Linked DNA regions of Homo sapiens: region 1 is linked to region 2. Evidence: read pairs that join two places in POLR2A ChIA-PET (ENCODE). Cell type or tissue: GM12878. All regions are shown on one strand.

The links. Peaks named below come from ENCODE experiments on the same cell type or tissue, not always from the same donor. Only the 100,000 strongest peaks of a DNase experiment are listed, where the experiment ranks them.
Region 1: POLR2A ChIA-PET joins it to region 2 with 13 read pairs; 2 of 35 experiments call an interaction of 5 or more read pairs at or near these places.

What each region holds. Positions count from the first base shown.
Region 1 is chr7:121,529,312-121,531,811 of GRCh38, forward strand. No RefSeq gene overlaps it. Among named protein-coding and RNA genes, the nearest start is that of FAM3C, 130 kb to the left of the region's middle. In GM12878, no CTCF peak of the experiment used is centred here; DNase peaks (open chromatin) are centred at 1,170 and 1,720; H3K27ac peaks cover 1,583 bases.
Region 2 is chr7:121,323,700-121,326,199 of GRCh38, forward strand. It overlaps a transcript of WNT16 not described here. Among named protein-coding and RNA genes, the nearest start is that of WNT16, 4.0 kb to the right of the region's middle. In GM12878, no CTCF peak of the experiment used is centred here; no DNase peak of the experiment used is centred here.

The sequences.
Region 1 (2,500 bases), 210 kb after region 2:
TACGTTTCCTACATACTTCCCCCCACCATTTTTCCAGCTGAATGTGGTGATAATGACATTCTAGAGAACAGAAACCCCCAATATAAGAAAGTTCCTTAGTCCCTGATGTACTAAATAAAAACTGCCCATTAACTAGAAACTTTGGATTTTTACCTGAACAAGAAATAAACTAATATGTTTGAGCTATTTTATAGTTTGATTCTATTTTACACAACACCTAATGCCATCCTAATACAGAATGCATTATGATTATTGATGCTTTGTCAGAAATCTTCCTTCCTTCCTTCCTTCCTTTCTTTTTTCCTTCCATCCTTCCTCCCTCCCTCTCTTCTTCTCCCTTTCTCTCTTCTCCTTCCTTCATTCCTTTCTTTCTTTTTCCTCTCTCTCAGTTTCTTTCTTCCTACCCCTGTTTCTCCTAGACTTTTTAGAATCCTCTCGTGGTCACCAGTATTCTGATATTTCAGCATGGTGTATCTTGTTAGGTTTCAATCTTTATGCAGAGAATTCAGTGGATTTTTTTCAATCTGAAATTTTAAAAACTTCATTTCTAGAAAACTATATTTAATTCCTAATTTATCTCCTTCATTTTTCTTTCTTGTAGAAATCCCAGTCAACTTCCTGAACTGGTTCTCTAATTTTCTTACGTGTTTTTCTTTTAATGTTTTTTTCCTCCACCTCCTAAGATTTTCTTCACTTATGAGATCCTAATGATCCCATAATCCTTTTTACTCAAATTCGTTCCAGTGGCTTCTATGTTTTGGCAATCACGAGAGCATAATTAAGAGAGTCATTCTTAAAGGACAGCTGTAGCATTGCAGATATATGCCTGGGAATACTTGTTTTTTGTTTTGTTGTTTGTTTGCTTTTTTGTCCTGTTTCACGTGGAAAAAGCAATGCTCTCTCTGGGAATAGACCTTCCTTTTCTCTGCCTTTCCATTGGCAAGTCATTGGCTGTTGCTTTATTGCCAGTGACTTCAGCATGATCTGTATCAGTCAGGGTAAGCTAGATTACACTACAGTAATAAACAAACTAAAAACTTTCAGGGCTTAAAACAATACAGCTTTATTTCTCACTCCTGATGCATGTCCACGACAGTTCGGTAATGAAACTTTGCTTCTTGTGGTCAGTCAAGGAACTCAGCTGCAAGAGTGGCCACTATCTTACTTGTTTCTGGTTAATGTGACAAAGGAACAAAAAATTTTTTGCGGTCTGGCATTGGTACTTAAGTGCACAGGCCCAGGGGAGCCACACCACACACTGTTCACAACTCTCTGGCTCAAATGAATCACACAGCCCCATTCAAACACAAGGGAGCAAAGACGTGTCAATCTACTCAGCACCCAGGAGGGCAAAACAGGAAACAGTAAACAGTCTAATGACTACAATGACTCATGCAAGAAAAAAGTTAAGTCAAAGTAAGAGTTCATATAATGTATATGTATGTCAATAACCCAAAGTACAGCTGTTTATTCAATAAAAAAACTAGACTAGTTATGAACATCTCCCAGTTGTCTTTGATTTTGTGTATTTATTTGCTTGTATCCAGAAGGCCATTGGTGGTTTTAGATTTTTTTTTATTTGTAGAAGAAGGAAACATTGACTATAATCATCAGCTGCCTTTCTAACACCTTCTAAGAAAAACCTTGGGGTATGTTTCAGCTAAGAGGTGGTAAGATTTCTTAATCATGATCCAAACTGTTTTTAACAAGTTTCAACAAAAACTATATATAGCCAAGAACCACCATCTGTTTCACATATTTTTGTGTCAGTGATAGATGAGGGAAAAAAGCTACTTGAAGTCACTGTCTTGAAGGTCTTTAGAATTGTCCCTTGAAGCCTGTGCTAACATTTTTTTTTTTTTTTTTGCTTTTCCACAATCTCCACAAACTGGCCAGCATTAACTATACGTAAATGGAATTCAATATAATATTTATTTTCAAGAAAAAGAAGGCCTCCTTGCTAAATGGGTCTAAGTATCAATCTTGAGGAGTTTTTTTTTTTTTTTTGCCGTTGTGACTCAGTCTTCATGCCTCCATGTGGAAGTATAAGCATAGAAGTTCCTCAATTTACAAACAGGTTACCTTTCAAAGTGTTTTATTGATGTTCTGGTTGTGTAGAAAACAAAAATGAATTTTCCCATATAAATTACGTTACAATTTGGTGGTTAGATTTCCAGATTTTTATCACAGGAAAGCTTTTCTTCCTTTCCCTTCTATTATCCATCTTCTTCTAAATCCTGCTTTATCTTCTTTGCTAGCTTTGACTGCGTGAAATGGGATTTTAAAGCATCAGATAAAATAAGGTCAAGTGGGGGACAAGTGAGAGGCAGCTGTTTTTACATGGCAGCAGGATTAAGCAGGAAGACAGGCATGTAGCGGCAAGGGAAGAAAGGTGGGGTTGTAGAACTGTCCCTACGACATGTCTTTTCAGCACAGCTTTGCACATAAGAGACTTCAAGTCTGACTCATATAAATTAAAGATTTTTTTTACTGTGTCGTG
Region 2 (2,500 bases):
AAGGACAGCAGGCTATCCAGAATGCCATTCTCCACCCCCTCCTAAGAGCCAGTGGTCACAAGCCTGTGCTCTGTTCCACACTTGTAGCATCCAGGTGGAATTTAAAATAGAATGGATGGGGACCCAGTTATGTAAAAAGTCACCTCTGGTCTTCTGTTCTATCATGGGAGTTAAGACCAGCTGGGGTGCTTCTGGTATCAGTTTCCAGCACATAAGTCTCTGTGATCTGCAGCAGAAATTCTTACAACAGGGCCCTTAGAAGTCTCGTCCTCTGATGGGCTGCCAGAGGCAGAGTCCAAGGCATATCTCTGCAGGCAGACTTTTTTTGCTGAGTTTCCCAGGGACTGAGAGAAAACTATCAGAAGGAAGAGGCTCCCCTGTATTCTACAACTAGAAATCTACAACTGTCTTGGGCGGAAGATGGGATTTATTGCTGTCTAGCTACTTATCTGGTTCAGTTGGCTCAGCGGATTGGAGATGATAACAGTCACAGATTCAGCATCTTGAGAGAGCTCTTTTGAGTGAAATGAGTATGCTTGAAATCTGGCTCTCCCCTCCCTAATTCCTTTTCCCAGAATACAGCTCAGAGCACCTTACCTCCAGCTAGGAAAAAGAGTTTAAGTGTATGCCCTCTATGTGGACTCCAGAGACTACAGGTGCTTGAGTAACCAATGCAAACTTGCAGTCATATGGTGATTTTCTTAACATCACTAGTCAAAATCTAGGCAGCTGGGCTCAGATCATGAAATGACATAATATTAGCTCTCATTTATGTGTTTATTAAATGATTAATGATATGATCTTTACAACATTTTATGCATATGGACACTAGAAGCTTAAAAAGTTTATACAGTACAGTAAACTTTAGGTCTCACATTCTACTGGTCAGTGAATATTTTGTCGTCTCTTCAATCAAAATATAATAAATAGGAAATTAAGCTCCTGCTTGCTGAGAAAGAAATCAATAATTTAAAATGTGCAGTTGTATACATGTTTGGAATTGATCTTTTACTTCATTCATCAAGTCTAAATAGCATAATCCCCTCCGATGAGAGTAGAGTTGAATGCTTTATATTAATAGACATAAATTCGATTATGAAAGAGCTCCTCAACTTCATATGTCAGGATAAAATATCTGTAACTTCTTATATTCTCCAAATAAAATTTCATGTGATCTGACAAGATTATATTTTAAAATTCAACCATTTTAAATGACTTCTGCAATTAAAATAGATTCATTTTCCTTGAAATCCAGAAGCAAAAGTGAAGCTGGAGATATTAAGACAAGATGGGCGCCAAAAAACCCTGGCTTATGCCACCTTGGGGACTGAACCATCTTTCAGGTAGACAAGTTCCTGTCAATGGCTAAGGTTTCCTCCTCCTGCAGTCCCCCAGCAAATGCAGTTTCCCCCTCCCCACCATGTGCGCGCGCGCACACACACACACACACACACACACACACACACACACACACACACGTACCACTCTCCTCCCTCCAGCCCTATGGTAGCTCCAGTAAGAGATTCAGATCTGAAAAAGAAATTTTGATAATTTTGCAAATGAAAAAACTGAGACTCAAAGTTGAAATGAGTAGTCCACGATCATCACCTGCTGACAGGAGCCCCGGTTACCCAACCCAACCCAGTGCTCTTTCCACTGCCCCTCTCAGCCTGCAAAAACCACAGAGGGCAAAGCCAGAAAGATGGAAAGGCACCCATGCAGCTCACCACTTGCCTCAGGGAGACCCTCTTCACAGGGGCTTCTCAAAAGACCTCCCTATGGTGGGTTTTGTTTATTTTTGGAGAACAAAACAACTTTTTCAATGTTTCAATGGAGAGATCTGTGAATTGTGACGTAAGGAACCATAGACACCAGTAAAAAATTTTGACCCAAAGACACGGTAATCTGAGTTTTAAGATTTGGGGATTTGATCAGGGAAAAAAAATTTTACATATATATATATATAACACCTAACATATCTCTCTCTATACACACACACTATATATATGTTTTGAATTAGGCATGCAGAAGTATGTTGTAGTGAAAAAAACAGGGTCTTGGCCAGGTGCCATGGATCATGCCTATAATCCCAGCAGTTTGGGAGGCTGAGGCAGGAGGATTGTTTGAGCCAGGAATTTGAGACCAGTCTGGGCAACATAGTGAGACCCCTGTCTCTACACAAAATAAAAAATACAGCTGAATATAACGGTGCACACTTGTAGTCCCAGCTACTCAGGAGGCTGAGGGTGAGGATCGCTTGTGCCTGGGAGTTGAGGCTGCAGTGAGTCATGATAGAGCCACTACACTCCAACCTGGGCAATAGAATGATACCTCATCTCAAAAAAAAAAAAAAAAAAAAAAAAAAAGGAGGGGCCTCTAAAGGTTGATTGTTTTTGAGTAACCTCGAGCAAGTTTCTTAATCTCCCCAAATTAATTTCCTCATCTGTAAAGTGAGTATCAATTTTGTATAGAGAAAGATGGAGAATGAGACAGAGACAGA